Linked DNA regions of Mus musculus: all the other regions are linked to region 1. Evidence: chromatin loops called from intact Hi-C (ENCODE). Cell type or tissue: heart. All regions are shown on one strand.

Evidence for each region. Peaks named below come from ENCODE experiments on the same cell type or tissue, not always from the same donor. Only the 100,000 strongest peaks of a DNase experiment are listed, where the experiment ranks them.
Region 2: a loop joins it to region 1, with 4 times the contacts of the local background. A loop is called at or near these places in 2 of 42 quality-filtered maps.
Region 3: a loop joins it to region 1, with 4 times the contacts of the local background. A loop is called at or near these places in 3 of 42 quality-filtered maps.

Annotation. Positions count from the first base shown.
Region 1 is chr5:120,437,634-120,445,633 of GRCm38, forward strand. It overlaps Lhx5 (LIM homeobox protein 5), which reads left to right. Exons shown (of 5, transcript NM_008499.5): 5 at 2,325-3,824. The coding sequence ends at 2,692. Among named protein-coding and RNA genes, the nearest start is that of Lhx5, 9.7 kb to the left of the region's middle. In heart, a CTCF peak has its summit at 3,301 (motif pointing left); a DNase peak (open chromatin) is centred at 3,338; H3K4me3 peaks cover 1,714 bases; H3K27me3 peaks cover 7,107 bases.
Region 2 is chr5:120,169,655-120,177,654 of GRCm38, forward strand. It overlaps Rbm19 (RNA binding motif protein 19), which reads left to right. Exons shown (of 24, transcript NM_028762.1): 22 at 6,205-6,310. Among named protein-coding and RNA genes, the nearest start is that of Gm10390, 34 kb to the left of the region's middle. In heart, a CTCF peak has its summit at 4,836; DNase peaks (open chromatin) are centred at 4,717 and 7,387; H3K27ac peaks cover 916 bases.
Region 3 is chr5:120,208,436-120,216,435 of GRCm38, forward strand. No RefSeq gene overlaps it. Among named protein-coding and RNA genes, the nearest start is that of Gm31836, 23 kb to the right of the region's middle. In heart, a CTCF peak has its summit at 3,066; a DNase peak (open chromatin) is centred at 2,955; H3K4me3 peaks cover 1,008 bases; H3K27ac peaks cover 409 bases; H3K27me3 peaks cover 3,843 bases.

The DNA.
Region 1 (8,000 bases):
GAAGTCTGGAAAGTTCATCTGTAGACCAGTCCAAGGTCCCTGAAAATCACTGGCAAAACGTGAAGCGGTGATTTTTAATGTGGTGGCGCGCCGGGGGATGGGGGGTGCGGACTGGGGAGCCGGAACTGTGGGGCGATGGGCGTGACCTAGGGTGTCTAATCTTTCCACCTAGCTTATCTTCTCCACCCCAAAAAAAAAAAAAAATTGACCCGAAGCCCGGAGATAGTGGGGGCGGTACCAGCCTAGAAACAACCCCCCCCAGCCCCAACCTGAGTAGTTAATCAAGGTTTCAGGGAGACCAGCCCACCCTGCATTGATCTAATCCTGCCGACCTTACCCTCTCTGCAGACCTGAGGGTTAGGGTGGGGGACAGAACACCAGAACCCTCTTTTTCTCTGAAAAGGGGATGGGGGCGCTGCCCCCCAACCCCCAGCCCGGCAGCCCCGCCTAATCCGCACTGGGAGATCCCGGTGGCGGCGGCCGTCAGCGGGCGAGAAAGGGGCCGGGTGGCGGGGCCCGCGGCTCCCCGTGGGAGCTCGGACAAAGCCCCAGCTGCGGCTTTTGTGCCCTTTTCAGACAGCGTTTGTTCCAATTACCTCCGGCCCGGCCGCCATATGGGCGGAGGCGGCGCGCACGGCTCTAGAGCCACGGCCTTCCCTGCTTAGCGCGCTTCCTTTCCGTTCCTTTGAGGGCCCCCAAATTCGTCTCTCTCTCAACCTTCCTCGCTTTCGGTCAGAATGGAATTTGAGTTTTTTCAAAAAGTAACTGGCGGCCGTTTTAGCTGTTACCTTAACTACCTCCACTCCAGGAAGGTCTCCAGACAACCCTCCTCCCACCCACCCCCACCCCCGATTTGGATATGTTTCAGGGTTTCCGAAAAAGAAAAAAGAGGGGCGGGGTGACAATGACATCCAGAACCCGCCGGTGAACTCGGACCCCAGGGCTGAGCAAAGGGTGCGGGTTTTCAGAAGAGACCCTGACCTCTAGGTCGCCGGTTTTCCCTGCTCTACAAAGCGAGTTGTCTCTTTCAACAGGCTGTTAGGCGCTCCTTTTGGTGGGGTCCTGCACCCTAATCTTGGAGGGGCCCCGATTTGGAGGTGGAAGAAACTGTGATCAATGGGGAGGCCAGAGGGTGCTCACAAAAGCAATTTCTTGTGATGGTTTGAACGCCTGACCTATGAATCCTGCATCCCTGAATTTGTGGGAAGGATGTGCATTTATTTGTGTCAACTCTCTTCCAAAGATCTCTGTCCCCAAATACTTCAAGAATATCCTGGGTGTCCTAGCAAGGCTCATGAGGCTCTAGACGCCCCCCCCCACACACACACACACAAACACACACAAACACACACACACACACACACACACACACACACACACACGAAACCCGCAAGTGGCCCTGACCTCGGGCCCCTCAGTGACAGACACTGAGCTTGGCTTTCTCAATTCTAGGCAAGACTAGCAAAAATGCCAGAGAAGACACTGACGCTGTCCCTGGCTCTGCGCCCTTTGCGCCCTGGGCCAAAGCGCCGCTTCATGCGCTCTGGCCGCTGCCGGGTCCTGCTTCTTTGGCTGGGGCCCCAACCCCGTTCTGAACCACTTTGGTGCTTTGAGCTGGCAGCAGCCATTCGGTCCCCAGGCTCCTTTCTTAAAGCCACCCAGCCTAAGGCAATTCCTGTTCCTCTCAGTCTACTGTCTCTCTATCTCTGTGCCCATCTGTCTTTTTACCCACATAGTCTTTCTTTCACCTTGCACCCTTACCGCGGCTTGTTTGTTTGTTTGTTCCTGTACTTGCGCTTACGCCTCTGCGTGTACTTAGCTGTTCAGAGTAGGGTGACACGTCTGGGACTAGTTTCTATCACCTCCCCACCAACCCGGTTCATCTCTCCATCTCTCCCTTGACTTTACGCCTCTGGCCTCTAGGGCTATTTCCTCCTCTCTGTGTGTTTGGGAGCCAGCGATTTCTCGCCTCCCTCGCCTGTGTCCCTCATTGCTCAGCGTCCTGGTAGTATCTATGTCTCTCTCAGTCCCTCGGTCTCTCCGTTTATTTCTCTCTGTTACTTCCCAGCCTTACCCATGGTCCTCCTCGGTCCTCTTCCCAACCTCAAGGCTTTCTCCCTGAGTCTCTCAGAGCCACCCAATGTCTCGGTCTAACCTAGAATCAGTGGCATGTTCTCACACACCCTCAGCATATATGTACTGACAGCCCTATCTGGGCGCCCTGGCCTTCGCATCCTCGAGTCGCCTTCGCGTGGTCCCCTAGGTCCCTATCGGCCCTGGCAGTCTGTCCTCACACGGTCTCTTATCCCTTTTCCCTCCCGCAGACTACCAAAGTGACTACTACGCTCCGGGAGGCAATTACGATTTCTTCGCGCACGGTCCGCCGTCACAGGCGCAGTCCCCTGCCGACTCCAGCTTCCTGGCAGCATCGGGACCTGGCTCGACGCCGCTGGGCGCGCTGGAACCGCCGCTGGCCGGGCCTCACGGCGCGGACAACCCCAGATTCACCGACATGATCTCGCATCCGGACACGCCGAGCCCCGAGCCGGGCCTGCCCGGTGCGCTGCACCCCATGCCGGGAGAGGTGTTCAGCGGCGGGCCCAGCCCGCCCTTCCCCATGAGCGGCACCAGCGGCTACAGTGGACCCCTGTCGCACCCCAACCCTGAGCTCAACGAAGCGGCCGTATGGTAAGGCCGAGGGGCTGAGTTGTCCCCCTGCCACCAAGCCCGGGACGGGACGCCGCCTGGGTAAGCCTCAAGAGTCCTCTCGTGGGTTCGCACCCAACCAGGCCACTCGCATCACCACCCCTCAGAGCTTTGGCACGCGCCTGCGCAATTTCTCGGGACCAAAGTCAATATTCTGAAGGGTCGAGATTCCAAGCACATCTTAGAAGCCCTCCGGATCCCCCACCCATCATCACCTCCTTGAACTAAGAGAGGGGGATGAGGCCAAGGAGCGGAGACCATGGCACTACCCCTCCCTGCGAGCCGAGGCATTGTGAAATCCTATTTCTCACTTTCTCTTTTAAAAAAAGAAAGAAAGAAGGAAGGAAGGAAGGAAGGAAAGAAAGAAAGAGAGGTTGAAAGGGGGAGAGAAAGAGAGAGAGAGAGAGAGAGAGAGAGAGAGAGAGAGAGAGAGAGAGAGAGAGAGAGAGAGAGAGAGAGAGAGAGAGAGAGAGCGCGAGCGAGCTGAGGAAAGCTCAGCCAGAGAAGAAAAATGAGGAGGACCGCCGGTGAATGGTGGCTTTGCAGGAAGACAAATCCACCTGCGAGTTGGCGCCCCCTGGTGGCTCAATGTCAGCTTGTCTAGGAAGGTGCGCGGTCTGGGCCTGGCCTTCCTGAGCCCAACTCCCTGCTCCTCCATACTTTGAGTCTGAGGGGCCTGGCAGGATTCGAACCCTCCCACCCTGCTCTGACCCTGAGCCGGGCGCCAAGTCATTGAGCATTTGCCCACGGATCACTCTCCCTGCCCGGGACCTGGAGGCTGGGCCATCAGGACGAACAGTATTATACTTTTTTGGAAGTCGGACGCTTCTAGTTTCCTTATTTTGTATAAAGAAGAAACAAATAAAGTATGTTTTTGTGTCTACTGTTTATTTATTGTACTCTAGTTATCTGGGGCTGGACATTTTTATATTTTTAAGAGGAGGGTGGGGCAGAGTTGGGGAGGGGAGCCAGAAAGAGGTTTACAAAAAAAAACAACAACAACAAAATAAAACACACACAAAAAAATACAAAAACAAACAAACAAAAAAAAAAACAAAAAAAAATCAACTTTTTTTTAACAAAAAAGAAAGATTAATAAAAAAATTCTTTTTTCCCTCAACTCTGTGTGGTCTTTTTTTCATCCAGTATCTTGAGAGTCAGGGTAGGTGTCCCCAAAATTACAACTTGACAGTTACAAAGACCCCTCCCCCACCCACTAGGGCAGTAATTCTCAAACTATGAGTCGAGACCCCCAGGAGAAAAAAAAAAGACAACAAACCTTTCACAGGGCTCACCTGAGACTATCAGAAAACACAGATAGTTACATTATAATTACATAATTACAGTTATGAAGTAGCACCAGAAATAATTTTATGGTCAGGGATCACCACAATGTGAGGAAGTGTATTAAAAAGTCACAGCCTTAGGAAGGTTAAGGACAACTAAGCTAGTGGCTTTAGCTTTAGTTTTGTTCCTTTTTTTATTTCATTTTTTTTTTTACTCTGTGTGTGTGTGTGTGTGTGTGTGTGTGTGTGTGTGTGTGTGTGTGTGTGTGTGTATGTGTGTGCAGAGACCAGAGGACAACATTTGGGACCCTTCCTCCAGATGGATCCCGGGGATGGGACTCACATGCATCAGACTTTGTAGCAAACGCCTCTACCAACTGATCCCTCTTGCTAGTCCCATTTGGGGACTTTCTGTAGTGGACAATTGTCTCTGGTGCTTTGATCCAGATCACAAGCCAGCCAGGTGCATAGTAGGTCTTCAGGATGACTGAGAAATGAACAGGTGCTTGTTTCTGTCTCCTTCAATTATGTCAAAAAGAAGTGTAGTCTAGCATTCCGGATGTACACCTATAAATCCCAGCACTTGGGAAGCTGAGGTAAGAGGATAGCAGGTTCTAGGCCAGTCTGAGCTACATAGTGAGACCTTGTCTCATAGAGGGGGTGGGGACTGGGAGAGATTCTAATTTCTTCTTTTTTTAATTTTATTTATTTATTTATTTTTATTTCATGTGCATTGGTGTTTTGCCTGCATGTATGTCTGAATGTGAGGGTGTCAAATCTTGGAGCTATGGACAGTTGTGAGCCGCCATGTGGTTGCTGGGATTTGAACTCAGGACCTCTGAAAGAGCAGTCAGTGCTCTTAACCGCTGAGCCATCTCTCCAGCGTGGGATTCTGAGTTCATCCCTATTTATATTGCATGTGATTTCCAGATGGCTGCAAACAAAAGCAGAAAATGCTATGGTCATGTGCCCAGCAAGGTACAGTCATCTTTAAGGCTGCTGGGGAGGACGGGTTCTGGAGAGTGAGCCTGTGGTTCTTCAAGCCTTGTGGAGTGTGCACTGCCTTTAGACAGACAGAAATGGCTATGACTTTTGTTGATGTTGTTGTTGTTGTTGTTGCTGCTGCTGCTGCTGTTGCTGTTGCTGTTGCCGTTGCTTTGTGTTTTGGGACAGAGTCTTGCTATATAACCCCAGGCTAGCCTCGAACTTGAGGCAATGCCTCCTTAGCACAGAGATTACAGGTGTGCCCCACTGTGACTGCTGTGGGGGGGGGGGTTAGGGATCGAACCCATGACTTCATGTATTCTGGGTGAGTGAGTACTCTAATCACTCGGGTTGAATATGATTTAGGAGACCTGAGACCACACCTAAAAACAAAGCCTCTCTCTTCTCTGCCCCAGTTTCCTATCTTGGAGAAGCAGAAGCTGGGACGACTGCTTCATTCCCTCCCTTCCTATTTAGGCCTGATAGGCCCAGACAGGCAGAAACGGTGTGGAAATGAGTGGAAGTGTCCACCTTTGGGTCCCTTGTCACTCACGCTCAGGAGGGGGAGCTGGTCCACTTTAGCATCGGTGAAGAGGGTTTGGGGACAGGGAGAATGAGCTGCTTGAAATGAGCTCAAGAAGAGGAACCTGTTCCATGGTCCTTGTGGCCCTCGAAAGATTCCTGCAAGGTGGCCAAAATTTCCCCTTTGCATGCACCTCTTAGAAGCTCTTAGGTCGTCACCAGATAACAGCCAGCTGCTCATTATGGAGAACTGTATCGAGCGTTCAGATCAACAAAAGGCAGAAAAACCCATCACCCGGAATGCCAGGCACTGTGGTGAGGAGAGGTCTGTCCAGCCTCTTTTTCCTGGGTATCCTCCCTCCCCACACACACCACCCCGCACCCCAACCCTACCACTTCAAATCTCTGTGCAACTAGGTGCTTCCTCTCCCACTGAGGTCAGACAAAGCAGCCCAGCTAGTAGAACACATTCCAAGTACAGGCAACAGCTTTTGGGGTAGCCCCCATTCCAGTTATTCAGGACCCACATGAAGGTCAAGCTGTACATCAGCTAGATATGAATAGGAAGCCTAGGTCCAGCCCTTGTATGTTCTTTGGTTGGTGAATCAGATTCTGAGAGCCCCAAGGGTCCAGTTAGGAGACTCTGTTGGTCTTCCTTTGACTTTTGAAGCCCAGCGTTGTGCTCAGAGCACAGCCATGGGGTTACCTGCCAGCTCAGAACATCTTTCAGGTTCATGACAACCTTCTAGACCATTGGTTTTTAACCTGCAGATGGCCTCTTTGGGGGGGGGGGTCACATATCTGATATTTACATTGTGATTCATAACAGTAGCAAAATTACAGTTATGAAGTAGCGATGAAGTAATTGTATGGTTGGGGGCAGGGGGTCACCACAACATGAGGAACTGTGTTAAAGGGTCTCAGCATTAGGAAGGTTGAGAGCCATTGGTCTAGACAGAGCCATATTTAGTCTCTAGTTCCTTGACCAGATGAGCAGCTTGGTTTTGTGTGGGTTTTGTTGTTTTGATTTTAACAAACCTATCAGGCCTTGCCTACTTCCTGCTGGCTCCGGAGCACTAGAATAAACACCTTCCCAGTGACTTCTCTGCAAGCATCCTGGAAGGTGTTGTTGTCCCCTCAGGAAGCTAACAAAGGTTGAGGGACTTGCCCAAGGTCACACAACTATGACTCAGCCCACACATGCATCGGGTTCCCTTTCTGTTCCTCTGGGGTGCCCTGGCTGTGGTAGATTCTAAAAGCACTGTGTGGGGAGAGGGGGGTTGTAACCCCAACCCCATCTCCACCAGAACCCCTGATGGCTTTCTGGCAGTGTGTGAAGTTTGTAGAGAGTCCTGTTTAGAAAGCTGAGGACTGGTCCCTGGCTTTTCTGAAGACAGGCTGTGACAGCAGCTGGGGGATGGGGAAGTAAGGAGAAGAAAGAAGGAAGGACATGGGGAAAGGGATGGAAAGGGGAAAGAGGAAGAGTAGAGGAGGAGGGGAGGGGACTCGAGAGGAGAGAGGAGTCTCCAGCTGCTTAGGTACTCCAGCCACGTGTCTGTGTGGGACACTTGAGTCCCAGGGCATCAGGGAGCTCCATTCGTGGGCACAGCAGAGCTCACGCTGGGACGGAAGAGAAAGGTTCAGGGAATTGGTTCCTGTGTTTGGACCCCATCCCCAACTCTCACCCACGCACACAAGTACACCCGCACACATGTACACCCCCACATACATGTACACACCACACATACAGATGCACACACACACATGTACACATACACACACCAGACAACTTAACAAGAAAGTTCTTGAGAAAGTCTCACTTGGCCGACCTCAGTCCCGCTCTCATGAGCGCATTTTAGCATCCCAGATGCCTGCAAGGGCCCAGGGCCACAGCGAGGAAGGACTATACCCTCACCTGCCCCAAGACAGTGTCCTGCAGGTGCCAGTGGAGGTCCAGGGAAACTTGGTAGAACAAAGTCTGTGAAAGGCTGAGTGGGAAGGCCATTTGTCTCCTAGAAGCCACAATTCTTTTCTTGAAGTAGAACCAGAGGGACACACCTGCTAAGATGTGTGTGTCTTGGTCCCCAGCACCCATAGCCAGAGTGAAACCCACAAAGCCCCACATCCATCAAGATCCCCAGAAGCCCCTAGGACTCCCCACCCTTGCTGGACTACAGTGCAACCCTGTTCCAACTGCCTCAACTCCTTAACTAGTCTCTCCCTCGAGCTTCAGTTTCCTCCCAGGCAAGTAATTTCACTCCCACTTTGCAGGAGGAGGTCCAGACCTAGCAGGTACAGGGAGCTTCCTGGAAGAGAGAAAGGCCAGAGCCAGGTGCTCAGTCAAAGACTTGAGCTCTGAGTGTGTTGTCCCTGAGCCCAGAAAGGAGGCCAGAATAGCTGCCTAGAGGCTACAGTGTAGGGTGTATGCATAGAGGGTGAACAGAAGGATTCATGGATGGATGGATGGATGGATGGATGGATGGATGGATGGATGGATGGATG
Region 2 (8,000 bases), 270 kb before region 1:
CTCTGGATCGCCAGGTAGCAAGGGACTCACATCTCTTGACAGTCTCTTGGGGAATATGGGACCTGCCTGTTCAGGGACTGACCTGGTAGCGGTGGAGCACTGGGCCACCGGCCACTCCTCACTGGGGACTTCTAGTAAACTTGATCCCCTCTGCCCACAGTCACCCGTGGAGGCTCAGTCAGGCCAGGGCGGCCTTTCAGCATCCCCTCCTGGAGCTTCTAAGCTCACCTGGAACTCAGCTCCAGCTTAGATTCAGAGACTCCGTTTAACCACTCAGACCTCGATCTCTCATCTAGAAAACGCAGAGGCCGCGCCTGCCCGGCAAGGGCCCCATGAAAGGCTATTGAGAGACGTTAAACGCTGCCCTCCGCTCCTCTCGCTTGCTCGGAAACCAGGCCATTTTTCAGCCTTCAAGAGACAAAAATGAAAGGGAGTGTTGGCTGATGGCGACTAGGTAACCTTTTACACCGGCTCTCACCAGGCCGAAGCGCCGAGTAATTGGAAGGGCTCAGTGTAAAAGGCACTCTTAAAGAGCCAGCGAGGACAAAGAGGCAGAGACTCCATTAACCAACCCTGGGCCATCACTTCTGCAGAGCAGACCCAGTACTGCCATTCACACGTGCACATTTGCTTGCCCACGCCTGGTTGGCTGTGGGAGTGGACGCATCCCACTAAGGTGTCACACCTAGCCCAGATCATCTTTGGAGGGACCACCTCTTTCCTGGTTGGCAGGAAGTAGTTGAGAAGGTCATTGTGTGGAAACAGTTTCATCAACAAGTATGGGACAGGCCCCTCTCTCCTGCTACCAGACTCAGAGAGTAGAGGACTCATGGGTCACCTTACATCAAGGACAGCATCTGAAAGAGACCAAACGTTCTGCCTGAATGTGAGTGCCTAAGTGGACAGTGGGTGGGTTGTGCTCGACACTCAGAACACATAATGTTGATCAGCATCTAGAGAGAGGTGGGGGTGTTCCTCAGTGCTACGCACAGCTCGCTAGACTCAGCTGAGTGACGGGACCCCGCTGTGTCAGAGTATGCTTTCTGTCTTTAGCTGAGGAAGGGAAGACAGATAAGCTATTCAGATGGTATCAATCTTCATAGTGGCTTAGGGCAGAGTGGGCACCAGGGGCAGGGGCAGATTTTGAGCTGTGAAGATGACAGAGAGGGAGAGTTGAATGAGTAGACACCTGGGTCTGGGGCTTTAAGTAATGGGACCAGCTGATGCTAAGGCCCTGGGGTTGGTGCACACTCAAAGGGAAAGCCACTGTGGGTCCTTAACAGGTGAGAAGGGACAGGGAATGATTGGACAAGAAAGATAAAGGTCCCTCAGCACTGAGAGTGTGAGTCTGAGATGCCGAATCTGTTATATGCTGTGGGGTGGGTGTGGCCTTTAGCTTATTTGCCTCACTAGAGATCAGATTTGGTTTTCCTGCATCCCAGCAAAAGTGGGCTGTTTGGATGCCCTCCCTTGCCCATAAGCCAGGCTTGCTGCTAGGCTCTCTGGCTGCCCAGTGAGACTTTCAGCCACACGAGGACTCTAAGGGACAGGGAAGCTATCGGAGCAGCTGCCAGCCTCACATGGGCCATGATGGGAATGGTTTGCACATCCTCGAATTATCTGCACCCTCCCTTAGAGTGGCATTGTGGGAGCAAGTAGCAATGATCAGACCTCTCAGGCGTCGAGCCCTTGTTTGTTGAGTGCGAAAGAACAGCCACTTTTCCCACAAGGCATGGCTCCACTGGCTTCTGGCTACTTGGTAGTAGGCAGGTTGAGCCATGGACACCGTTAGCCAAGCTGCAGGCCTGGGGACCAGACACCCATCATGAACCCTGTCACCTAGGTCTCCTCCCTCTCTGTAAAGCAGAGGCTACAGTGCCTTGCTTTCAGGAGCCATGTGAGTCCCATAGTCCAGGTCTTCTCTCATGCCGCAGAATGCACGGGACTGAATGTATCAGCCGCTGCTTGCAGCGCCACACCGTGTGTGTGTGTGTGTGTGTGTGTTTGTGTGTGTGTGTGTGTGTGTGTGCGTGTGCGCACGCGTATAGCATGATAGTTCGAGCGGGGGGCCACATTTGAAGTAGTTTTTCACCGCAAGAAGATACTGCAGTTTATCCTGTCACAATACCGCCTTTCCTCTTCCTTGTATTGGGTGGTGGCACATGCCTCCACAATGCCTTGAGGGCAGGTAGGGAAAGGACCTAAGAATGGATTTCCCACGTGAACTTGAACCAGTGTGTACCACATCCAGCCCTTGGTGGGGTGCACATGGGCCCACCTCCTAGCCTATTTCCACGGCCCAGGACCAGGCTCTGGCTCCAGAGCAGTTATGTCACTCAATTCAGCTGTACAGGGCCCTTTCCCCTCCCCTCCCTTCCTTCCTCTGAGCCCATCTACTTGGCAAGTAATGAGTCTGGGCTAGGGATAGTGCCTGTATGGGGAGGGGACCCACAGAGAGAGGACACCCACCTCGCACCAGATACGACTGGCCCATGTCATAGGTGCCTCGTCCCACCCCACACACCTGAAGAAATCAGAACCACCCACAGCAAACTCCAGTTGTCATTGAAAACCCACCGACCTGCCACCAATCCTGGTGGTGGCAGCCTGGCGGAGGAGGCGGGGCCGTGGTGCGGGAGGCGTAATTGGTGAACCCAGGGTGAATGAAATAATTGGAAAAGTGAGGTGTGAGTTTGTTAGGGAAGTGTGAGCGGGTGGGGGAGGGGAGGAGGGCTGTGTTTAAAAGCCCGCTCTGGCCTCTTTATTCACAGCTTCTGATACAGTAATTGCTATTTTGTGGTTTCTATTATCTACACAGTGGGGAGCATGTGCAGCTCCGTCCCCCGGCCTACTGGGCTGGGGATGAATCCCTAGGTGCCACGTTTCCTCCTCCATCCCTGGCCCCTGGTGGCCCCCAGCCAGCCTCTTCCCACTGACCGTGGCCTTGGCTCCCAGGAGGCAGGGTTCACATGGAAGTCCCTTCAAAGGCCTCTTTTAAAAACCGGCCTCACAGACCAGGCCAGCAGATAAGAACCTTCATAATGGCTGGTATTTATATGTCTCTTATCTCCTTGGAACGAAAGGTACTTCATTGATTTTATTTTTTCTTCCCTCCCCCACCCTTCTCTTTTCCTCCTTAATTCTCTTTGGCTATCTCTCCGCCATCCTCGGCATTGGCTTCCCACAACCCTGCATTGCACAAGCACCCAGGGCCGGTCTCTGGCCAGCCCTGTACCTGAGCACCCAGGGCAGGAGCCTCCCCTCAGACCCCAGTCTGTCACCTTCGCCCTTTGCCCCATGCTTTTCTCATCTGTCAGCCAGAGGTGGTGACAGTATTGACCCCAGCGAGCATTGTTACATCTGGGGGTGGCAGGTCTCAGAGCTGAGCGGTGGGTGGGGGTGGGGGGCTCCTTTGTCGCTGAGGTGACAGTAGTAGTAATGGACAATGACAGTGTTCCGAAGCCTCCAGTCTACATTTCTAGAAGTGTCCTCACATACTGGTAAGTTCTTCCTAAGCTCTAACTCTTAACTCTCAGCTGCTCCTCAGCCTGGCTCTTTACCAGGATCACCCCCCTGAAGCTCCTGGGGTCTTTAGGCACGAGTTCCTTGGCCATTCAGTCTAGAAGCCCCAAGCCTAGGTTGTGGACTCTCCCAAAGGCCCCCAGCTCCCATCCCCACTCCAGTTCCATGGTGGCTCCAGACTGTCCTGGCTCCCGCCACCGCACTCTGAGATGCACATCTACAGACCACAGCAGCCCGGCCCCTTCCTTCCGCCTCCTCACCAGCTTCTTTCTCCACCTTTTAATTATTTTCCTTGCTTCCTCCGGCCCCTCGGCTGCTTACCATGCACCGAGCATCCACGCTCACAGCGCGATGTGGAGGGGAGGCATTAACCTCAGCAGCCATCCCCAACCCTGCCCTCCTCTCCCTCTCTCTGTCTCCCTTCCCTGCTCCCTACCCCAACACAGCCAGGCAAAAAGAAGGTGCACATGGTCCTCTCCCTTGCCCCCACAATCCTGGGTGGGTCACTAGGACTAGCTACCACCTTACACACATACACATACACCACTTCACCCTGGATTTAGCCATATTTGGGGAAGGAAGAAGTCCCACTTCTGGCTTGTCTCTGTGGGGAACAGGGCAGGCTTGAACTAACCATCCTGTGGCCAAGCAGGGGACATCACCCTCTGCTGTTTCCCACCCAGAACAGGGCTGCTTTCCCTGGATGGCTTGTTTGTAAAGCAGGGTGGAAAGACTTGGGTGGTGGACTCCACAGCCCCTCTTCATAGTCCCTGCCTCTTCCGGCTGTCTCCTGCTGTTGGTCATTCTGGAAGTGGTTTTGGCAGAACCTGTGCAGGGCAGACATTGGGCGCCAGGCTGCAGGCACGGCACAAGCAAGATGAGTGGGGGTCCTTTCACTAGAAGAATTGCACTCGCTTGCACATACATACACACACACACACACAGACTGGGTGGTTCTAGTTGGTTCACTATGGGCAGTGGCATTGTGACAGGCGTACTGGAGATGAGGGGAGTGTGGCTGGAGAGCTGGAGAGCAGTGGGTGTTGGCACCCTCTGCTCTGTCAGACAACCAGCCTGACTGCCCCATGTCATCTATCTAGCCTTCCTACATTAGATGCCAAGCCCTCAGACTTGGGCTCGCAATGTCCCCACAGGTGACCTAGAGAACCAGTGACCAATGAGCCATTTCTGTGGACCAGGCTGGGAGCCTGCCTCAGCCATCCCCAGCTCTCCCTGTTCCTGTCAGCACCACCCACGCATAGAGACTGGTAGAGGGACCCAAGGCCGTGTGTCGTGGGACGTGCAGGCCTTTAGGTGGCAGAATAAAGCAAGGTTTTGCTGGCTGTTTGACTGGTGGCTCTCCAGGCTTCTCATCTGACCTGCTCAGACTCCGACCCCCCTCCAAATCAGCTAAGAGCTCCCTCTCAGCAAAGAGTCTGGCCAGACTCCCCTCTGCCTCTTTCCTTCCCATCCTGGGGAGGCTAGCCTTGTCGCCAGCTCCATTCCCTGAGGCCTGCACAGGCGTAGGGATGGGGGGAGCTGACAGGGAGAGCTGGACGTGCCGATTCATTTTTAGGCTTCATAATGCTGCGTTTACACACAGCCCTGCCTTCAGAAATGGGGCCAGCGGATGCCGGCTCATGCTGGCAGGGCTGCAGGTTAACGCCCCAGATTTAACTTACATCATTGTGTGAGGGCTTATGGCCTGCACTGTGTTCTTTACCCAATCGGTCCTTGGCCTGAAGCATCCCAAACCACGGTGTATGGATGCATGGACCCCGTGGCCACCAGAGAGTATAGATTTTCAAATAAAAATAAGACCTCTCTTCAAATGCAGAGCGCATTGAATATTTATCAGTGGCAGTGTGTGCGTACATATTTGATAAATGGACATTACAAAGGGATTGGGGTGGGGGCATGCAGCCAAGCGACCCTGAGGAAGCTCATTTCCTTTGTCCTAGAGTCTTTCAAAGGTTAACTCAATGGAGAGGAGAGGGTCAACCCCAAGGGTGGTCCAGGCCACAGGTCCCTGGTTGGGTTTTCTGCCCCAAAACACTGCCTGCCTGGCATAGCAGGTATCAAAGGAAGCTGTAGAGGACATGCAGCTCAGAAGGAGGGGTTGTGTGTCTTCAGATCCCTGCACATCGGGGCATCTCCAGCGCCCAGGTTCTAGGTTAACAGCAAAGATTTCATGGATTGGAGTCAGTCAGCTTAGGCTTGGCACGTGCCCGGTCCCGGATATGGAGGCTTGCCTGGGAAAGGTCAGGGGACCCCACTGACCGTGCACCCAAGAGCCTTGACTCCCATAGTCATCCCCTTGCACTGGCTGGGGAAATTCCTGGCCTGGCACGGCCTGCTCAAGACCTATCCCCATGGGGAAAGAACAAGTGTCAAGGTGTCCCCCAGGTGGCAGGAGCGACACCAAAAATTTCCCATCAGCACCTTCCATCCTGATGGTGCCCTCCCTCCCCCAAGTGGTGGCCAGCAGGGAGAAGAAAGCCACGCCTGCAGAGGAGAGAGGGCTGGGTATGGGGGAGCAGGAAGGCACATGAACGAGCCAGGCAGTGGATGTTCCCGCAGCTAGCAATCTCTGGTAACCGACGGGGTCCAGAGCCCTTGGTGTCCCTCAAAGCCCTTAGGCCCCCAGCGCTCACTCTCTGATGTCTGCCTTTTTGTCTCTAGCACCTTTGGGGAACTGAAGACAGTGCGCCTGCCGAAGAAGATGACAGGGACAGGTGCCCACCGCGGTTTCGGCTTTGTGGACTTCATCACCAAGCAGGATGCGAAGGTGAGCGCTACCCCCAGAGAAGCACAGAGCCCCTGAGGCGGCAAGAGTGTGGCTGCCTCGTGCCTTCCGCTCTCTCCCTGACGCTGATGATTTATCCAGTCTCCTTGGAGGCAGAGCACTGGGCACGGGGCTTGGAGGGCCAGGTAGTACATGCTGGTGTGTGCACGTGTCTGTCATGAATGGTGCAGGTATCTGCTTCATTGCCTAGACATTTGTCCTTTCTTCTCAGCTAGCAGCCCTTCCATTGTCACCTCTCAGTGGCAGAAGGAACAATACACTGCAAACACTAGTCCTTGGCAGCCAGAGAAACATTGTCACTGAGGGTAGCTAGGTCCCTCCTAGCCTTGCCCTGTACCTCGATTTCCTTGTCTGTGAAATGGGTTAACAGTAGTGCTCCATTCCTGCTTTGTGACAGACGATCCTATGAGGTCAGCTCCCTGGCACATGGCAGATGTTCAACACAACCTGACTCCCTTCATTGCTATAACCCAGGGACCCTGTGAGCCACACCTGTGACATCCTGTCAGCAGAGCGGCAGTGCGAGACAGTGTACGCACGGTGTCCTGAGCTCTAGGCTTCCCAGACGGGACAGGGAGGGTTGGGGTACCAGGGCCATCACTGACAGTTTCCTATCCAGACCCCCAGACAAGGCTGCCCTGGGAGACATAGAGCCTAACTCTGCCCCTGAAAAAGGCCTGCTTACCAAAGCCAGCCCCAGACATAGGCTCACCATCTATGAAGCCAGCATGGCTTCTTCCCCTTGGGGAAACCTTGGAAAAGTGACTCACCCCTCCCAGTGCCTCTTGGGCCTCACGGAGCTGCTGGAGGGACAAGCTGAGCTGGACAGACGTGGGCCCACTTCTGCATTACAGTCCAGTCCTCAGGCCAGAGGCCATGATCCTCCTAATCCCAAGCCAGCCCCTCAGCAGTGACTCACAGAGGTGGCAGCTTCTCCCTCCATCCCTTTCGGTTCTTGGCTCCTGGAACCAAGAGAAAGGGCAGCTGAGGACAGAGAGGGCTCTCTGCCCACAGCCCCGGAGACCGGCTGTACCCTCAGCTCCCAGGTGCTATTTCAGGCCTTTCCATCCCTGCCGTGGTGCTCTGCCCTGCCCTCCCTGCCAGGACTCATGCCCTTTTTACCCACTGTGCCAGTAAGCTCATCTTGATGGAAGTGGGAGTGAGCTGCGTTCCATCCCCACAGTGATCCCTTGCTCTTGCTGTTTCTTGGGGCAGCTCCGTCTGTCTCCTCCACTCCCCTGGATCTGTCTGCAGAACCGGGTTGTGTCAGGAGTGGCAGTATGAGTTCTTTTCACCTGCCGCATATCCTTGCACCATGCACACAGTGTGGTCACACTCTGAACATGGAGTCATTCTCTAGCTATGGCTTGGGGCTTGGGGTTACCCTGCTGTGGAAAGATTAGAGCCCAAAGATTAGGGCCCTCATTTTCTCCCGAGCCTCCTTTTTGCACTTGATATTTTAGAGAAGAGAGGCCCCTTTAGAAACACCCCGGCCCCTCGACGGTCTCTGGTCCTCTTGGACACTTTCTCCCATCTTGACCCTGCTCCATGTAGAGTAGCCAGTCACTGAGCACTTGCAACCTTGTAGGCTAAGAGGCTACATGTATGTCCTGGGACTGAGGCAGGAGGTTGCTTGTACAGTGGAAGACTGTGAGGCCAGAGACCCAGAGAG
Region 3 (8,000 bases), 230 kb before region 1:
CCCTCTCACCGCTCTGTCTGTCTGTCCATCCACCGAGGCTAGCAGCTGCAGAGCCACTGCTCGGGGATGGGGGTGGGGTGCCCAGCCGCTGCCACCCGTGAAACCCCACGGTTTCTCATTTTCCCCTTGAGTGGTTTCTCAGCCCGGCTGGACCCGAAGCAGAGGCTGGGATGGAGACCCAGGCATGGGGAGGGGATGATCAAGCTCTCTCTCTCTCTTTCTCTCTCTCTCTTTCTCTCTCTCTCTCTTTCTCTCTCTCTTCCCCCCCTCTCTCTCTGCTGCCCCTCCCCCAGACAAATGGCTGAATACTCAGGGAGGGTTCTGAGAGAGGAATTTACAGGGGCTCAACCTGACTCATCCCCGGAGGAAGGATGAAGCTGTGTCTTCATACAGAAGAATGCAGAGCCTGCTGGGGAAGGGCCACAGCTCACAATGAAGGCACAGGCTGAAATTGTGGGCTCTTGTTCAAAGCATTTGAGTTCGTTTTCCTAAACTCAATTAGGGTCTCCAAATTCTTTTCTTGGGACACTGTTGGGGACAAATTCACTGTTTAGGACATTCCAGGAACCCGCAAAGGCTATCCTTTCTATCATTCTTAGAGGCTGTGACCCTGTGACACTAGAGAGCTTGAAGCCCCGCAGCCTTTCTCACACCTACCTGTGACTTATTAGTGTGTATGTGGGGGGGGGGGGTTGGAGTATCATAGGCTCAGAGAGGTTTATAGCTTTGCCCAGGGTCACACAGCTTAGAAATAGCAGGGTCACGCTTCAGTTCCTGGGTCTGCTGGACTCCACATCCAGTGCTCTGACATAGAAGATACTATGTCAGGTGTGAAGAGCGAGGGAGAGAATAGGCTGCAAGAGAATTAACCTTCCTTTGGATTCTCCACGTTCCTTTGTAGCTCCCCCACAGGACTGAGGTAGCCAGAGAGGCCCCTGCCTCTGCAGGCTCACACCTGCTGACCAGTTGGCTCACCCCAGGTGCCACCATCCCCACCCGACTCTGCTCAGAGCTCGTAGCTTTAGCAGGGCATCCAAGCTAGGCTTTACCTGGTCTGTTTTCTCAGACTCTCACTCTCAACGATGTTACAGCTGCCCCAACTCTGCCAACCCTGCCTCTGTTATCATGAGAACCACCAACCATGCCTGGGTAGAACTGGGGACCTCGTAGCTACCAGACCCACTAAGCCCTGCCCCAGCCTGACTCTTCCCTCCCATTCTAGCCATTGGGTCATCTTGATGTCCCCACACAGCATGGACTTGGCCTTGTTGCCCCCCCCAGTCAAAGACCCTCTGCTCCAAGATATCTCCAAGGAAGTCCTGCTCCATGAGGATGGGAAGGAAGGCCCCCCGTCCCACCACCCTGGCTAAGTCCATGTGTCCTACACCTACCAACCTCACACACACTGCACTTTACTGAACATTCTTCTTCTCTCATGTTCCGCAAGGACAGGGTCTGTTTCTTTCTTTTACTTTTTTAATTTTTTAAAATTATTTATTTTATGTACGTGAGTACACCATTGCTCTCTTCAGACACACCCAAATTGGGCAGCAGACCCCATCGCAGATGGTTGTGACCCATCATGTGGTTGCTGGGAATTGAACTTAGGACTTCTGGAAGAGCAGTCAGTGCTCTTAACTGCTGAGCCATCTCTCCAGCTCAGAGTCTGGATTACTTCTGACACTGTGGTGCCCAGCCAAGATACACAGTTGGGGAATGAATGGGTGCATCTATAGAGGACATTTCTTCTTCATATTCCTCTTGCCCCCACTTCAAAGATGTAAACACTGAGACCTGAAGACTGTCACACAGCTGTTGTGTGTGTGTGTGGGGGGGGAGGTGGTATACAGTGGAACATGCAATTGCTCAGCCTGCTTCTGGCCTGGACTCTCTTGTAAGCTGTGTGGTCTCCTAGCCTCTCTGGTTTCTAAATTCCTCACTGGAGCTAAGAATAAGACATGTGCAGTGGGTGCCTGCCTTGTGGGGTGTTGACTAGGAAATGACTTGACCTGTATGGAGGCGCTGGAGACGTCATTTAAGGATGTGCAGAGCCATCCATTCTTAACACCAAGTACCTGCCCTATTACAGAGGCAGAGAGCCTATGTCTCACCCCTCGGGTGGTACCAGCTCGGCAGGGATCTCTCCACAGAGGGGGGGAGGAACTCAAGACAGAAGTTGGAGGCCTGGGTCTGAGTCCCAGCAGAAGAGCAGCCACTGTGGGCACTTGAGCTAGAGTCACAGGCTTGGGTCTGGCTGCAGTAGCTTCGTTAGAATGCAGTCCTCAGATCAGCTTCTCTCTGATGGCTGCGAGTGATTGACACTTACAAATTACCCCGCCGAAAGTGTGGAGTCTTTGACCCCTGTGTAACATCTTTGGCAAGCCTGAGGTTTGCCAGCATTCTGTCATCTAATTACTACAAATCCCTGGAAACTTCTCCGGCCGCTGAATTTTTAATGCGGGGCAATTTCAACGTGCAGCCTGGCCCAGATGGGTTCCACTCACCTCCCCTCTCCCCGCCCCTCCTCCCCTTCCGGAGCCACTTGTTTTGCTTTAAATCTCACCAACTTCCAGATGAGCTGGGGGGCTCACCCCGAGAAGGCACAGAGCAGCCTCCCAGATCTGATCTGTAACCATGCTGTGAGCTCTTGTCTCTCCTACCCCGCCGCTGCCGCTGCCGGGCTAGCCTAACATGCAGGGTGGTGATGGACCAGACTCCTTGGGGGACACACGGTGTGAGTGCGCGAGTGGCCCCTCTGCTTGTCACTCGGCAGGCGGCAACCTGTAAGGTGGTCACCTTCACAGGACACGCTGGCAAAGCGAGCGAGGCCCGAGGCGAGCGCTTCTCAAGGTGACCACTCCCCCTAGTCTTTTAGGCCCCTTGGAGAACGGCGTTCAGCCAGGCAGGTGGCACAGAGCCGAAGCCGGGCCTACCGACTTGTTCTACTGCAGTGACCCTGAGCCTGACCCTGTTTCCTCTGACCCCAAGGGAGGCCACACTAGCCAGAGGAAATGTTACCAGAACCTGGGTGGCAGAATGGACTCAAGTCTGCCACCCAGCGGAAAGTCAGGCCGCCCCCACCGAGATTCGCTCATCCAGGAGCCCAGGCACCTGAAGTCTTCAAGTGGAGATGGAGCACCTGGCAGACACCCATTGTCCCAGCACTCAAGGCTGAGGCAGGAGGACTGCCAATTCAAAGACAGCCTGGGCTACATGGTCAAGCTCCATCCAAACCAGACAAACTCAACGGTATAAAAGTCTATAAATGTGAAAATGGCCCCAGTCTCAGGAGAGTCTCTCCCAATCATGTGTGATTTTCAAGTCTTCCTCCCTCCCTCCCTTCCTTCTTCCCTCCTTCCTTCCTTCCTCTCTCCTCCCTCCCTTCCTACTTCCCTCCTTCCTCCCTCCCTCCCTTCCTTCTTCCCTCCTTCCTTCCTTCCTCTCTACTCCCTCCCTTCCTTCTTCCCTCCTTCCTCCTTCCTCCCTCCCTCCCTTCCTTCTCCTTTTTATTTTTTAGTTTCAAGATTTCTTCTCTCTCTCTTTCCTGCATCGTCCTCCCAAGTGCTGGAGCTAACAAAACATGCCACCACACCCAGCCTCAGCTTTAAAATGTTCATTTTCCCCTTTCACCTATATTTATCGTACACACATATATGTACATATATACATGTGTGTATGTATGTGTGTATATGTGTGTATGTGTGTGTATGTGTATGTATGTGTGTGTATGTAGTGTGTGTATATGTGTGTATGTGTGTATATGTATATGTAGGTATGTATATATAGTGTGTATGTGTATGTATGTGTGTATGTGTATGTATGTGTGTGTATGTGTGTATATATAGTGTGTATGTATGTATGTGTGTGTATGTGTATGTATGTATTGTGTGTGTGTGTGTGTGTATGTATGTGTGTGTGTCCCCAGATGCCTTTTAAACTTGTTCCCAGTCAGCCTCCGAATAGCCATCACTTTGCAGTGTGGGAGCCTGTACCTGGTGTGGAGCAAATCCCACCAGAGCCCCCTCCCTGCTTCACCCTTTTCAGGAAAACGAGACTTGGCTTTTCAGGCCTGTTTTTTCTTACACATGTACCCGGCTGATAAAATATTCCACCTCGCCCCTTGTCCCCGTGGGACCCGCTGTCTTACGGGGAAAGGGTTTGTATGACAGCGAACCACAACAGACACCAATGTCGCCTGGAAACCGTGGGGTGGAGGTGGGGGACGGTGACTCCTTATTCAAATTCCCTCTTTGATAACAGTCTTGCTGGAGAGGGAGGGACCTGCCTTTCTCTGCAGGCTCCACTGGGCTGGAGGGCCCCTCTGGTCCCCTAGTAAAAGATGCTATCCAGATCTGGTCTCCTCCATTGGCTTCCCAGGGGAGTCCTGCAGCGATGGAGCCCGTGCTTATACAGCAGGCCGCTGCCTGGGCTCCAGGTATTGAGTTGCCTTCCCTGGCCCCCAAAGGCTAGGCAGGCTGCGCAGAAGCAGCCGTGGCTATGGGAACAGTGGGGCCACCACGCAAGGCTCGTGGGCCAAGGTGTTCCACAGAGGGGAGATGCAGGAGAGTGATGGGTTTGTCCCAGGCCTTGGAGGGGGTTTTGCATGGCACCTTCCTAAAGGATGCTTGGCCTTGCTTCTGTTGCCACACGCTCACCCGTGGCTCCAAACTGGGATATTATATAGATGGAGTATGGAGCACAAGAAGGCTTGTGGGGTGGGGATCCAGACCTGCCCCCCAATGCTTTCCCATTCCCCTTACCAAGGACAGCAGATTGTCACACTAGGGGTCCTCAGCTCAGGGGTGGACTGGCACCCCAAGAGCCAGGTCACTCCAGGCTCTGAATGGAGGGGCAGATCCATAGACCCTGCGCTTAAAGGAGCTTTGAGTGGACCCTGAGGCCCACAGACCATGAGGGAATTAAATCCATATCAGGGGAGAGGAACATCATGTCAGGAAGACAAGAAGAGAGTGGAACCCACACAGGAGGCAGCAGTGCACAACAAATACTCCGAATATTGGTGCCCCTCATGCAGGCCTCACTGGGAATGACCTAATGACCTAATGACAGACAGTCACTTAGACAGGGCTGTCTGAGTAGGAGCTGCCAGAGTGACCCAGGGTAAGCCATGGTGGCCTTCCCACAGGCCATGAGACCTTGTGGCTGGGCAGGGCTGTGAGGTCTGTGTGTAAGCGACAGTCAGATCCCTCCGCATAGCTGGGTCATCGTGGGTTAGCAAAGCCAGGTTCACATTGAAAGGAAAGCATTGGGCTCCAGTGTGAGCCCACCTGACCACTGGTCTGCAAGCCTCATATCTCCAGGATAGAGGAACGAACCACGAGGTTGTGTCAGTGATCCTAGGGTCTCACCTCTTTTATTTTGAAGTGTGATATGTATGCATATATGTGTACACATATATGTGGCTGTGCACAAGTGTATGTATGTGTGCAATATGTATGTGTGTGTGCTCTTTTTTTTAAAAGACTTATTAATTTATTTATTTAATGTATATAGATACACTGTAGCTGAACAGATGGTTGTGAGCCTTCATGTGGTTGTTCAGAATTGATTTTTTTTTTTAGGACCTCTATCCACTCCGGTTGACCCCACTTGCTCAGTCCTTGCTCCTGCTTATTATACATAAGTATACTGTAGCTGTCTTCAGACATGCCATTCCCATTATGGGTGGTTGTGAGCCACCATGTGGTTGCTGGGATTTGAACTCAGGACCTTCAGAAGAGCAGTCAGTGCTCTTACCCACTGAGCCATCTCACCAGCCCCGAGAGTGTGTGTGCTCTTATGCCCATGTCCTAAGCACATACCTCCTGCTCCTAACAAGGGAGCAGCCTTTTAAAGTCTGGGTCATATTTTTTTTCAGTTGAACATAAACACTGTATTTATTTAACACAACCATGCTTAGTCAGAGGACGATTTGCAGAAGTCACTTCTGTCTTTCACCAATATATAATTCAGGTTGGAAGATTCTAGCATCATGGTGCTCCATTCGGCAGAATCTAATGCCCGGTGGGGTCTCGGGCAGGCTGAGGTGGGCATGCCATCGTAAGCAACAGATGGTGGCACACACTTGTGATCCGGGTCCCTTGGAAACTGAGGCAGGATCAGGCCAGCCTGGGCTACATAGAGAGAGACCTGCTGGGTTTGTGACCACTTGAAAGAAGCTAAAGTCATCAAAGAGGAAGGAGCCCCGGTTGAGAAAATGTCTTCATGAGATGCAGCTATAAGACATCTTCTCAACTAGTGATTGATGGGAGAAGGCCCCGCCCACTGTGGGTGGAGCCATCCCTGGGCTGGTGATCCTGGATTCTATAAGAACATAGGCTGAGCAAGCCATGGGGAGTAAGTCAGTAAGCAGCACCTCTCCATGGCCTCTACATCAGCTTCTGCCTCCAGGTTCCTGCCCTGTGTGAGTTCATGTCCTGACTTCCTTTGGTGATGAACAGCAATGTGGAAGTGTAAGCTGAATAAACCCTTTCCTCCCCAACTTGCTTTTCGGTCATGGTGTTCATTCCAGCAATAGAAACCCTAAGTCAAAGAACATCAAACGAAAACAGTGCACATTATATAATTTGTGTTCAGTTTGCAGCTGGATGTACGACCCAGCTCAAAAGCAGATGCTGAATCCCCTTGTACTTGGGGTATCCCCTGAGGGGTCTCTTCTGGGTTTTTTGTTTGTTTCTTTGTTTGTTTGGTTGGTTGGGTTTTGTTTTGTTTTTTTTTGGTTTTTCGAGACATGGTTTCTCTGTGTAGCCCTGGCTGTCCTGGCACTCACTCTATAGACCAGGCTGGCCTCGAACTCAGAGATCCGCCTGCCTCTGCCTCCCGAGTGCTGGGATTAAAGGTGTGCGCCACCACGCTTGGCCTGAGGGGTCTCATCTAAGCCCTTATTTCAACCCCCCTTGAGGTTGAGAGGCCCACAAGCTGGATGCTGGGGCCACATCCCCTCTCCTCACATAAGTCCGTGGGGTGACCAAAGAAGAGAACAGTCTTTCTTTCTTTTTTTTTTTTTTTTTTGGCTTGGTTTTAGTGTTTTACTTTTCTGTTTTGAGACAGGGTCTCACTATGTAGCCCAGGCTGAGCTTGATCTCACAACCCTCCTTTCTCAGCCTCTGAAGGGCTGGGATGACAGCCACATGCCACTACATGGACCCTAGCATCTCTGCTTGGATGAGCTAGCCGACTCTCTATGGAGCGAGCCCTCAGTTCCCAAACTGTTCTGGGCCCTGAGACGTCATCTCATGAGTAAGCCCCCCCTCCCCAATGAGGAGAGACAGCATCTCAGAAATAGTTAAATGTTGGGATTGATTCTACCTCCGAGAATCCTCAAGAAAAAGGTGGGTGAGCAGAGACCACTTTTTGAGAAAGAAAGGCTCTACGCTGCAGTTGGGAGTCTTAGTCAGAATCCAATTGCCATGAACAGACACCATGGCCACAGCAACTCTTATATAAAGGAAAACATTTAATTGGGGCTGGCTTGCTGTTTCAGGGGCTTAGTCCATTCTCTCTCTCTCTCTCTCTCTCTCTCTCTCTCTCTCTCTCTCTTTTTCTTTTTTTTTTTTAAAAGATTTATTTATTTATTTATTTAATGTGTGTACACTATAGCTGTCTTCAGACACTCCAGAAGAGGGCATCAGATTTTTGTTACGGATGGTTGTGAGCCACCATGTGGTTGCTGGGATTTGAACTCAGGACCTTTGGAAGAGCAGTCGGTGCTCTTAACCGCTGAGCCATCTCATCAGCCCCCTCTCTCTCTTTTTCTCTCTCTCTTTCTCCCTCTCTCTCTCTCTCAAAGATTTATTTATTTATTTTAGTATATGAGTACACTGCAGTTGTTTTGTCTTCAGACACACCAGAAGAGGGCATCAGATCACATTGCAGATGATTGGTTACAAGCCACCATGTTGTTGCTGGGAATTGAACTCAGGACCTCTGAGCCATCTCTCCAGCCCAGAGAGAGTGACTGAGGTTGGCTTGGGCCTTTG